Regions from separate parts of the Homo sapiens genome. Here regions 1, 2 and 3 are each linked to region 4. The links are chromatin contacts, found by Hi-C or POLR2A ChIA-PET in ENCODE. All regions are on one chromosome and are shown on one strand. Each heading gives the region's core, a stretch centred on a gene start or an enhancer-like site at or near the end of the contact. The rest is flanking DNA. Distances are from core to core; before and after follow the strand shown.

Evidence for each region. Hi-C counts contacts between places; a loop is a spot of excess contacts on that map. ChIA-PET counts read pairs that join two places held with the same protein, here RNA polymerase II (POLR2A). Pooled maps may share reads with other maps.
Region 1: a loop to region 4 is called in a map of naive thymus-derived CD4-positive, alpha-beta T cell, with 6 times the contacts of the local background. The contact joins the promoter of DYRK1A here to the promoter of GART in region 4. A Hi-C loop is called at or near these places in 1 of 168 maps with a recorded cell type or tissue (naive thymus-derived CD4-positive, alpha-beta T cell), 2 of 37 single-sample maps with no recorded cell type and 11 of 50 pooled maps.
Region 2: a pooled map shows a loop between it and region 4 (8-fold over the local background). The contact joins the promoter of HLCS-AS1 here to the promoter of GART in region 4. A Hi-C loop is called at or near these places in 4 of 50 pooled maps. POLR2A ChIA-PET finds 5 or more read pairs at or near these places in 2 of 52 experiments (BJ and WTC11).
Region 3: a loop to region 4 is called in a map of CD4-positive, alpha-beta memory T cell, with 12 times the contacts of the local background. The contact joins the promoter of TTC3 here to the promoter of GART in region 4. A Hi-C loop is called at or near these places in 1 of 168 maps with a recorded cell type or tissue (CD4-positive, alpha-beta memory T cell) and 8 of 50 pooled maps. POLR2A ChIA-PET finds 5 or more read pairs at or near these places in 1 of 52 experiments (GM12878).

What each region holds. Positions count from the first base shown.
Region 1 is chr21:37,365,122-37,368,068 of GRCh38, reverse strand. It overlaps DYRK1A (dual specificity tyrosine phosphorylation regulated kinase 1A), which reads right to left and starts at 1,296. Exons shown (of 12, transcript NM_001347721.2): 1 at 441-1,296. RefSeq lists silencers at 1-73, 184-323, 564-643, 834-983, 1,564-1,873 and 1 more and enhancers at 1-910, 2,224-2,303, 1,835-2,760.
Region 2 is chr21:36,965,054-36,967,924 of GRCh38, reverse strand. It overlaps HLCS-AS1 (HLCS antisense RNA 1), which reads right to left and starts at 1,466. Exons shown (of 4, transcript NR_186434.1): 1 at 1,314-1,466. HLCS (holocarboxylase synthetase) reads left to right here and starts at 1,256. Exons shown (of 11, transcript NM_001352514.2): 1 at 1,256-1,481. The coding sequence starts at 1,287. RefSeq lists silencers at 874-1,343, 1,414-1,743, 1,464-1,794 and an enhancer at 1,854-1,903.
Region 3 is chr21:37,071,732-37,074,539 of GRCh38, reverse strand. It overlaps TTC3 (tetratricopeptide repeat domain 3), which reads right to left and starts at 1,286. Exons shown (of 46, transcript NM_001330683.2): 1 at 1,067-1,286. It overlaps PIGP (phosphatidylinositol glycan anchor biosynthesis class P), which reads left to right and starts at 1,469. Exons shown (of 5, transcript NM_153682.3): 1 at 1,469-1,540; 2 at 2,003-2,106. The coding sequence starts at 2,025. RefSeq lists silencers at 879-938, 1,159-1,478, 1,719-1,998 and an enhancer at 1,277-1,571.
Region 4 is chr21:33,540,761-33,543,460 of GRCh38, reverse strand. GART (phosphoribosylglycinamide formyltransferase, phosphoribosylglycinamide synthetase, phosphoribosylaminoimidazole synthetase) reads left to right here and starts at 1,344. Exons shown (of 22, transcript NM_000819.5): 1 at 1,344-1,396. SON (SON DNA and RNA binding protein) reads right to left here and starts at 423. Exons shown (of 12, transcript NM_138927.4): 1 at 292-423. The coding sequence starts at 368. RefSeq lists silencers at 49-138, 1,179-1,468 and enhancers at 319-378, 283-1,014, 579-1,028.

The sequences.
Region 1 (2,947 bases), core at 47-2,546, 3.8 Mb before region 4:
TCTTAACCCGTGCATTGTCCTTGCGAATCACCCCGGCGGTTCCCACACTGGTGGGGACCGAGAGGAGGGACGAGGGAGGAGCTGGGGGAAGAGGATGAGGAGGAAGAGGAGGAGGAGGAGGAGGAAGACAACCTCCACCCCTTCGCTCGGGCGGCCAGTGAAGGTCTGGCGCTGTCTACGGCCCCCCAGGCCCCGGCTCCCGGGAGGCCGCGGCCCCCGCTCCCACCCTCCGCAACTTTCCCTCCGCTCGCGCCCGCCGCTCCTCCGGGACCCGGCCTGAGGCTCCCTCCCCCGGCGGCCGGCCCTGGGCCCGCGGCGCCTCCTCCTAAAATGGCAGGTCCCTCCCTCCGCCCGGCCGGCCTCGGCTCCGGCCCGGCTGCGGGCCGCCGGGGGAGCCGAGCGCCAGGCCGGGCGGGGCCGCGGCCGGGCCGGACACTCACCGGGACGATGGCGGGGCGCTCGCGCCGCTTCCTCCGGTGAGTCTCAGCCTCGGGCTCCCGCGCCGCGCTCCCGCCGCGGCCTCCGCAGCCAGCGCCGCCCCGGCAGCCTCTCTCCGCCCCCGGCGCTCCGGCTCCTGGCCGCGCCGCAGCCTGCTCAGTCTCTCCTCGGCTCGCGGTTCCAGCGGCGCCCGGGGCCGGGGAGGCGACAGCCCCCTCCCCGGCAAATACCGCAGTCCCCGGGCCCCGATTCCAGGCGGCGGGGCCGCACGGCCGGCCCGGCGCAGAGGGCGGCGTCGGCGAGGCCGGGCGCCGAGCGGCGGCTGCTGCCGGCGGCTTCTTCCCGAGGAGGATTTTGTAAATCTCACAAAATGGCGCGCGCTCCGAACCTGCGCAGCGAGAAGCGCCGGGGCCCGGGCGGCGGCGGCGGCTCCTCCGCCAGGAGAGCCCGAACCGCCCGCCCCCGAGTCCCCGCACAGACAGACAGACACTCGCACACACCCGCACACTCGCGCGCACAATCGCCCTCGCACACGCTCCCTCGCACACACACTCGCACTCACACCGGTCCCGCCTGCTCGCCGGCGGCGGCAGCGGCACCAACAGCAGCAGCAGGAACAGCAGCAGCAGAAGCGGCGGCGGCGGCGCCCGCACCCCCCGCTCGGGGTGTCCGCTCTCTGAGGCCGACCTGGGCCGCGATCAGCAGCAGCGACAGCAGCAGTCTCCCCGGATACCCCCGCCGCGGTTGCCGCCGCCACCCCCGCCTCACTCCAATGGGGCTTTTTATTATTATTCGGGCGGGAAGCGAAAGGGTTTAAAAAAAAACCAACCAACAAAATGGCGACGGACCGACCCGGTCGCTATAGCAACTGTCAATCAAAACGCAAAACCCCGGCTGACGTGCTGACGTCCTCCTCCCGCCCCCCAGCCCCGAGCCGGCGGGCGGGGCCTGTTGCTCAGGTAACGGCAGATTCCGTTCCCTCCTTTCCGTCTCCCCCTCTGTCCCCAGCCAACCACCCAACCCCCTCAGGTCACGTGAAGGATAAATTCGGAGCTCGGGTCCGCTACGAGTGTCAGAGGAGGGCGCGTGATTCGCCCGGGGGAGGGGAGAGGAGGGGGACGGCTAGGCCGAGGGAGGGTAGGGGCTGGGGAAGGGGGGGCGAGGCGGCGGCCAGGCCTGTGCGCGATCGCCCGCCGCCTCCCGGCCGCCCCGCCCCGCCCCGCGCCCGCGCCGACTGCGGCCCGGGGAGCGCGCGCGGCCTCCCGCGCCGCCGCCCCCGCAGCCCTAGCGCCCCGCGCTTCCGCGTCGGCGCCCGCAGCCCCGCCCGCGCCGGGGGGAGGGGCGGGCTGCCCCGGGCGGGGGAGGGGGAGGAGGAGGGGCGCCGCGGCCTTCGGGCGGGGACCCGGGAAGCCCACCCCGCGCGCCCGGGCCTGGAGGGCTCTCACCGCGGTCCGGGCGCCGCGCTCGCCTCTCTCCCCGGGAAGCGCGGCGGCCGCGACCGTCCGCGCGTGGAGCCGGTTCTTCGAAGGGCTGGCGGGCCTCCTAGCCGGAAAATGCCGGCGGAGGCCGTGGTGGGGGCGGGGAGGAGCCACCGCCGCGCCCCAGACATCGCAGGAATTCCGGACGCTGCGCCGGGCCCGGCGGCCCTGAGGCTGGCACCTGGCTCCGGTCGGGCCGCCCAGGTTTTGTGGCGCCCGAGACCAGCGTTGGGAAATTAGGCTGGAGCCATCATGAAAACTTTTTCAGGCAGTGCACGCTCGCCTGTGCCTGCCCATCTGCTTCCAACCTCTCCCCACCTTTCGGGGCGCAGCCTGCCTGCTCCATCGGAATGCCCTTTAGATGAATCCCCTTGTGCTGTTACTGTGTCCTTGTCGTCCAGCTCTCTGGTTTTCTTTTCTATACACCTTCTCGGTTTCCAGAGTCTTAATTCGCCTGCTTGTCCTTAACCATCAAAACTCTTTATTAATATCCTGGCTTTCGCTGATTTTTATTCTCCCTACCCCTTCTCCCTAGCTATGTATTGCTGGGTGAGCTCCCGAGGCTTGAAAACCCAAGTATGCTGTGCTGGCTGCGTTGTAATCGGTAGAGAGCCACCAGCTAAAAATTGTATTTTGTACCAACTCTAATGGCATTTAATAAATGTATACCTAAAAAGAGTGTGTGTGTATATATATACTATTTTACAGCAGAGTCACTAATTGATTTCTAAGCTTGATTTTGCCACCTTGTGATAGTGTTCGTAACCAATTTTTTTCATAAATTTCACAAATGTGACAACAGATAAAATCTTATAAACAATATTAGATGTAAAAAACTCGCAGTAAATGCCGCTGTCTATGCTACATGACTCAAATACACCTGCTTTAAATGATTTCCAGCAAAAATGTCCTTGCTACAGTTACTAGGACATTGATATACTAAGGTAACCATTCAGATTAGCACAGACTTTGAAAGAAATCCGACTAAACCGAAAATAAATTAGTCAAAAAGTAATTACTAAGGTAACCAT
Region 2 (2,871 bases), core at 217-2,716, 3.4 Mb before region 4:
AACGTGGTGAAACCCTGTCTCTACTAAAAATACAAAAGTTAGCCAGGCATGGTGACGGGCACCTGTAATCCCAGCTACTCGGGAGGCTGAGGCAGGAGAATCGCTTGAACCCAGGAGGCAGAGCTTGCAGTGAGCCGAGATTGCACCACTGCACTCCAGCCTGGGTGACAGAGAGAGACTGTCTCAAAAACAAACAAACAAAAACTATCCTTAGATTAAGACATGGACGTGGTGTACATGATTGCTTTTGCTGCATCTTGCCACCTATTTTCAGCGAGGGCCAGAATAGGAAGCCACTGGATGGAATTCTTTGCTGTGCTTCGCAGCTGTTCAGAACACGTTCTTTACATAATGCCTTTTAAAGAAATGAGGTTCTATGGGAGAAGCCTCTGTGTCAGGACTAATTATGCTTCCCTTGGAGACAAGAACACCAAATCATGGTGATGTTTTCCTTTTCCCACTGGTGTTAGGATGCTTACAGTCAAACTGTTGACCCACATGTAGCAAGAACACCATAGGGAGCCTTCCTGGCACAGCCTTTTTAGAGGCAGCCTTCTTGGTGCTTATCTGTCTTCAATTTCTGTTTCCTGTCCTTATTTAAAAAAACATTATTGCATCCCGTGAATGTATGTGATTGACCTTAAAATCTTTTGCATGAAGGCTTAGTATAATTTAATAAAAACGGCCTTATCTTATTTTCCCAAGTCGACTGGGTAGCGGCTGTGGAGCGCTCTGGGACTCCCGGTGTGCTGCTGGTTAGTAAAGGTTGGCCTTGGCAGCTATGAACATAGGCAGAGCCCCCTCCTCAATCCGCCTCCCACCCCTCCAAGGAAGGGAGGCCGGACTTGGCTTAAACAGGTCGGGCAGCCACTGGAGCCTCCCCTCCCCCGCATCCACAACATACCCATCCCACTCCTCAGCCCTGGCGCGGCCCCGCACCCCGGCCTCCACTCCCTCGAGCCCCCTCTCCGGGTGCAGCCCCGGCGTCCCCTGACCCCGGTGCACACCCCCCGCCCCAGCGCTGCCCCTCGCCGCCGCCACCAGCCCTGGGCGCGGCCTCCGGAGCTCCCCATCACACAGCCGGGCGCGGCCTCACCCCCCCCCGCCCCTCCCGCCGCAGCCTCCAGTTGCCCGCGTCACCTTCCGGGTCCCCGCCTCCCCCGCCGTCCCCACCCCCGCGCCGCCTGGCCCGGGGGGGCGGCGCGGCCCTTCCGGCCGGGGCGGGGCCGGGCCTGGGGCGCTGGGGCGGGCGGGCAAGGCGGGCTCGCCCTGCCGGCGGCGCGGCCATGCTCATCACGCTGTGCTACCTGTACCTGTGGGCGCGCTGGGGTCGCCGGCCGGCTGAGCTCGTGCGCGCCACGGTGCGGCGGCTGCGTGCCTCGCGCTGTTCCTTCACCTTCTGCGGCGCGGCCGCGCAGCCCCCGGGCGCCCGCGTGTGCCTGAGCCGTGGCGGCCGCGTCTTCTGCGTCAGCGACAGCCAGGTGGGCGGGTCGGGCGGGCGGGCGACCCGGGCCCCGCGAGCCGGAAGTGCCCCCGTCCCTGCGCCTCGTCCCCGCCGGGAGCCCGGGAGTTCGGGAGCCCCGGAGTGGCGCCCTCAGTGCGGCCTGTGCGGCCCGGGAGGGGCTGTTGCCCCGGGGCCCAGAGAGAGGCCGGAGGTGCGGGACTCGGACCACGGACCCGGTCGCCTCTTCCCGGCCAGCCGGGCGGTGCTGGACGCGTGACTCTAGGCGCGCACCTGTGAGGACGTGAGCTGTGGATTGACAGCCGGACGCCAGCAGTGCCCACCTGGGGTCGCCCCCAACCTCCTCTCCCACACTTCGAGCCGGCGTTTGGGTGACCGTGAACCAGGAGAGACAGCTGTGGCGGGCCGGGAGCGGTGGCTTATGCCTGTAATCCCTGCACTCTGGGAGGCCTAGGAGGAAGGACAGCTTTGAGCCCAGGAGATGGAGACCAGCCTGGGCAACATAGCTAGACCCCTCTCTACAAAAAACAAAACAAAAAAAACACTTAGGTCGGCGTGGTGGCACGCGCCTGTAGTCCCAGCTACTCTGGAGGGTGAGGCGGGAGGGTCACTTGATCCCGGGAGGTTCACTTGAGCCCCGGAGTTTGAAGCTACAGTGAGCTATGATTGAGCCATTGCACTCCAGTCTGGGTGACAAAGCAAGACCCTGTCTTAAGAAAAAAAAAAAAAAATCCCAAACAAAAAACTCCCACCTGTGTCATCAGCTTTTTGTCAGATGTCCCCAAATTTACAAAAACTGCCCTTTTCCCTCTCCATCTTCTGTCAGTTGGTTGCATCATTCACCAACTTGGGCACCCGACTGATGGTCTTTGCGTCTTTTAAATTTCAGTTGACAGTCAGCCTTTGTTTTTTTTGACCCAGTGCTTAGGATGGTGGTTACGTGTTCAGCCCACTCTGTCACCTACCTTGTGACTTGGGCCAGTCAATTAATCTCTGTAAAAAGTCTGCTGCCTTGCTGTAAAGGGAACAATAGATCTTTCCATTCAGCTGTTTTTGGAAATGGGCTTAGCTTCACAGTGCAGTACTGCACAAAATTTCATGGACATCGGTAGCATTGTTCTCATTAATATTTAAACGTGTTTTGCTTTTAATCTGTTTCTTGTCCCTTTCCTCTGTTTTCTGGAATATTGCCTCACTTTTAGCACTAAAATGACGTTTTCTGCATATGTCACACCGTAAAGCCCCTGTGGGGAATTGAATCTTATCTCAGGTTTGAACATTGCCTGGAGGCTGTGCTTAGATATGGGTTGAAATTGTGCCACTAGCAAATAAAAAATACTCTTTCTTGTTAGTACCATATATGTATTATGTCACACTGAATATGAATGACTGTTTTCTCAGGTCCCCCA
Region 3 (2,808 bases), core at 37-2,536, 3.5 Mb before region 4:
GTGAATGCCATAAAATACTCTATAAACCATTAAATATCATCAAGAACGCCTAAGGACCGCATCGCCCAGTAGGAGAGTGCATATATTTTGAAAGGTCTCTGCAACTGAGGGGGTTTTGGCGTCCAGGGCGCCACTGGAAAAGGCACGGCGCACTGGTACCAGCCCAAATTCACCTACGTCTCGGCTTCATTTTTTATCTTTGATCCCCCTATTCTGTCTCCTGAACAGGCTGGCTGAAGAGGCCACACTGGCAGCGTCAACACTGCGGAGCAGCTGGCCAGACTCGATCCTGTCCACCCCCCTTCCCATTAGCGTCTGTGGGAGAGAATGCTCAGAAAGAGGCGCGGGGGCGAGGGGAGCGGCGAGGTTACCCCCCTCCTGGGTCCGTTCCGTGGGGACAGGCCCTGGACTGGACTGCCAGTTCACACGAAAACAGGTGGCAACAGAGTCGTGACACGCACACACAGCAAGGGGTGTGCACGAACGTTCACGCTCACCAACGAAACCTGCACACAAGAGATACCCACTCGACAGAATTAAATCCGCACACAAGAGATCACGCACTCAACAGGACCCATGCGCAGACACTCTGCGTCACTCGGAGACACGCAAGGACGCACACTTGCGCGAGCAAGGCTCTAGGCGGGGGTCGCAATTGCAGAAGGCGCGGCCACGCGCGCTAGGGGACGCGCAGCCCACAGACAGGGGCAGTAACACAAAGGGGGGCCACCTGCAAGGCCGAGAGCGCCCACGCAGCCGCCAGGGAGCGCGGACACCGACACAAAAGGGGCGACGAGGCGACACGCGAGCGCCTCCACCCAGCGGAGGTGTCAGCCACGCACCGGCCGAGGCACGGGCAGCGGGGGGTTGCGCACAAAGGGACTACTCACACCCTCGCACCGGCATCCCAGGGCCTCGCTCGCGAAGGGGCACCAGACCAAGGGGGCAAACCCACTGGGGTAGGCAATGGCGGCCACACCCCCTCATCGCGCGGGACCCAACCCATGCAGACACAGTAGGCACCTCAGCGAGGGACGCGAGGAGACGCGCACACACCCACACTCACCACACACCCACGGAGGGGGTGTGGAAGGCCCCGCTCCCCCGGCATCTCGGCTGCAGCGGGACAAGGTGACACATCCGGGAGCCCGGCAGCGCGCCGGGTGTGCACTCACCCGGGCCCGCCGCCCGCGAGCCTCGGACGCGGGCAGCAGCAGCAGCAGCCGCCGCCGCCGCCGCCGCCACCTCCGGCCCTCCACGTCAGCCGACGGCGGGAGGGAGCGGGTGGCGGCGTTGAAGCGAGGTGCGTCACGTGGGCTGGCAGCGCGCGTGCGCAGTCGCACCCCACCGCCCCCTCCTTCGCCGTCGCGAGCCGCGGGATCACGCCCGCCCCCGCGCTCGCTGGCTCCCACCCGGGGAGGGTCGTTGTGCGCCTGCGCCAGGGTGGGGGTTGCCGTCGCGCCTAGGCCTTTCCCTCAGGTTTTCCTCTTCCCCACTGCGGCTCCCCAGTCGGCGCTTGCGCGGAGAACTCAGCGCTGAGGTGGCCGAGGTGTCGGGAGGGGCCTGGGTGGGCGTATGAAGGACCCGAGGTCGAGGGCCCCCCCATACCCCGCCTCGAATGAGAAATAGAAGTCTCCACGAATGGGCAGGGCCCGGGGCCTGGGCGCCGCGACCTAGTAGGCCCGCATGCTGGTGGGCGCCGCGCGAGCCTTGTTCCCTGCCCTCCCCTCCCACAGGGAGGCCACGCTTGCAGAGCTGGAGCGCGCGTCTATCGCCCCAGAACCCCCCTCCCTGCCCTATCCTCCGCCACCCCTTCTGTTGCGGGGCGCGCGCCAGCCTGGGTGTCTGTATGCGCTCGAGGCGGGGGCGCGGGTTGCGGACGGAGGCGCGGGAGGCGGTTCTGCGCGGCGGGGGCCGTACCCGCGGCGGAGCGAGGAGGCGAGAATGGATCAATGGTGCCACGGAGCACATCGCTGACGCTGATTGTGTTCCTTTTCCACAGATTGTCTAAAGCCCCAGGAAAAATGGTGGAAAATTCACCGTCGCCATTGCCAGAAAGAGCGATTTATGGCTTTGTTCTTTTCTTAAGCTCCCAATTTGGCTTCAGTAAGTACTTTCCTGATGGATGGCCAGGGGCTTTTTCTGGCGTTCAGTGACAAGGGAAGAATACATTGGTTAGACTGTGCACACATGAACTGTTGATTCTTTCTCCCTATGTCTCTTTTTAAGAAAATCTGAAGGGATCTCGTGTTTGCTGAGTGTTCCGTGTGCCAGCACTAGCCTAGGAGGTTTTAGTCTCTACAAATATTTATACAGCACCAGACGCGATGGCAAAGTGGATAAAGCCTGGTCCCTGCCCTTAAGGAGGTCGTGGTCTTGTGGAGGAGACAGATGGGTAAATCTACAGTTAATGCTCAGTGTGATGAGTGTCAGGGAGCACGGTGGAGAGACATTGAAACCAGACTGGAAAGTCAAGGCTTTCTACAGAGGCCTTTCCCCCTGGCACTGATGCTGATTAGGAAAGAGTAAGAGGGAGGGAAGAAGTGGAAAGGCCTTGAATGAGGGCGTGAGAGGGTTTGGACCCGAGGAGCTTGTGATGTCACCAGTGTGCCCTGCGGGATCTGGGGAACAGGAGAAGTAGGCCAGAGAAGTCGGGTTGAAAGGTGTGTCGTTTGCGTCCTGGATCTCCCTTAATTTAACCCCATAACATTCCATTTTACAGATAAGGAGACTGATGCTCACTAAGACACTAATATGCCCACTCACACAGCAAGTCCCAAGTCTCTCCCCAAAATGATTTGAGAATTT
Region 4 (2,700 bases), core at 95-2,594:
TAGCTAAACGGCAGGGGGGACCCAAACAGGGGAGAAGGGTGAACATCTTAACTCGGTTCTGAAACAGGGAGTCTTGGGTTACCTCGGAAAAGGCGAAGTTCCTCGAGGGAAAAGGAAGGGAGCGGCTGGGGGGGCGGTTGGGGGGGGCCCGGAAAATGGATCCCAGGCCCAGGCGGGGCCCTAGCGGGGCCTGAGCCGGGGAACGACTGCGTCTCCGAAGAAAGGTGCCAAAGAAGGCTAGGTGAGGGCCTAACGGTCCGTTGGGAGCAGAAGAATCTGGGAGGCGTTTACCTGGAAAGCTCCTGTTGAATTTCCCGGAATTTACTGACCACGAAAGACCTAAAAATCTGCTCGATGTTGGTCGCCATGGCGTCCGCTCCGTTCTCTCAACTCCTCCTCGCTAGTCCTCCAGGCTCCCAGCATGCCTCGGGAGGAGGCGCACGGGCCAATTCGGTCTCTCGCCTTCCTGATTGGCTCCAAAGGGAATGCCCGGTCCGGCCCGCTCCACCGAGGGACCAATCAGTGAGCACGGCCCTGCTCTCCTCTGCTGTTTCTGAGCGGCTGGGGTAGAGGTGCTGACGTTTGCGCCGCGCACGACTATGTCCGCCATGTTAGTGTCTGACGCAGGCGCCATTACAGGAGCCGTCTCTCTTGAGGCGACCGTGTCCGCATAAGTTGTCAGTCCCCAGCAGTGTTTGGGAGCCTTAACAGGCTTGCTAAGTGCCTGAGATTAAAGGCGAAGAGGAAGAAGAGCAAGAAGGGCAACCCGGTGTTTAACACACGGCTTTCAGGCGCTCTCAGGTGGCGCCAAGTTCAGTTTCGACAGGGATATGCATCCGGGAGAGAATTTTTCAGCCCCCGCCCCCACTGGCATGTGAGAGGAGGAACTCGCTGTTGCCCTGTGTCTTCCCCAGTGCGTTCTATAACCAGCCTCATTTTTTTTTTTAGCAATAGGCCGGATGTCCTAAGCGACCGGCATTCAAAGCCCGGTGCATTTTAGTCTCATCAGGAGTCAGGCGTGTCACGAGATTTTTCCGCGGTAGCTGCTCAGCTCTGACTCGTGAGCGGCGCACAATTGGCTAAGAATGGGTTTAGCATTTTGGCGCTCCCCCCCGGCGCTCCTGGAAACACTGCGTGGCACCCCGTACCACTGTCACATTATAAACGTGCTAAGGCTTGGGTGTCTCGGCTGGGGAGCAGTCAGGCAGCGCCCAGGGCGGGAGGGAATCAGACTAGATTCTCGCCGCGGAGACCCAGGGCCGCGCGGACCAATGGGGCAGGGAAGCCGTCGTAGGGCGGGGCAGTGAGGGGCGGTGCCGCGCTGGTCCCGCGCCGGTCCCGGTGGGCCGACTTCCGGCGAGCGGGCAAGCGGGAACCAGGTGGCCACCCGGTGTCGGTGCGTAAACCCCCTCCGCTTTTACACGGAGCGCGCTTAGGCTTTGGTTTGGGGATTTAAGATCGCGAACTGAGTGAAACCATAGAAACTGATTTGTAGAAATTTTCCTGTTGTTTGTAAATGCGGTGGGTGGGGGTTGGCCATGTGCTTTTCACTTGCTACTGTTAGCTGGTTTCTATTTGCTCTTTTACTTTTCCTGTTTTCTAAGATGTCAAGGCCTTTTTGTGTCTTTATACATTTTTAGGACATAACCCTAAATTGGTGTACTTTCTCTTTATGCACCCGTTGTCTCTGGCAGATTACTTGGTTAATTTTGTAGTTGGTTTCTACTTTATTCTCCATATCCTCTGATACGGCTTTATTTGCCTGTCTTATTCTGCTTATGTTACCCATTCTGAGGAATGAGGCCCAAGGTTAGTGAAGTCCCCCAAGGTCTTCCTGCTAGTATGGGGCAGCGTCTCTACCCAGGCCAAGGCGCTGTGTGAGACTCAGGAGCCCAGGCGTCCTCACCACTGGGTAGTAAGGCTATTTTCAGTGATCCACTAGAGTAAACAGAATTTTCCCACACTACTGCTATATTCAAACTAAAGATGTAACATTTGCTCTAGATTTAAAGATCTGTTTATTTCTGGCCGGATGTGATGTAATCCCAGCACTTGGGAGGCCAAGGTGGGTTGACCATTGGAGGTCAGGAGTTCGAGACCAGCCTGGCCAACGTAGTGAAACCCCGTCGCTACTAAAAATACAAAAATTCGCCTGGCGTGGCGGCGCACGCCCGTAATCCCAGCTACTTGGGAGGCTGTGAGGCAAGAGAATCGCTTGAACCCGGGAGGCGGAGGTTGTAGTGAGCTGAGATCACACCACTGCCCTCCAGCCTGGGCGACAGAGAGAGACTGTCTAAACAAATAAATAAATAAATAAAATAAAAAATCTGTTTATTTCAGATACACATGGCAAGTAAAATGTGTTTTCCCGTTACACTAAAGTAGCTGTTCCTTCCGAGACTGTAATTTAACAGGGTTTTTTTTTTTCCTTTCTCAAATTTTCAATGATCATCGTTTCACTTGTTGAGAGAATCTGAAGCAAAATTGCTTCTGTTAGGCTCCACCCCCTCTTACCTGTGTGACCTCCAGCAAGTTATTTACCTATCTGGGCCTCCTTGTCTTATCTGCAAATTGGTGATAGTAATAGTATCTCCCTCATAGGATTCTTTCATGACAAGCATTTTAAATAGTACCCTGCCCAAGGTTAAGTGCTCAAAAAAATGTTAGTTTTGTATATTGTCAGCTTACATTTTTCTTAAA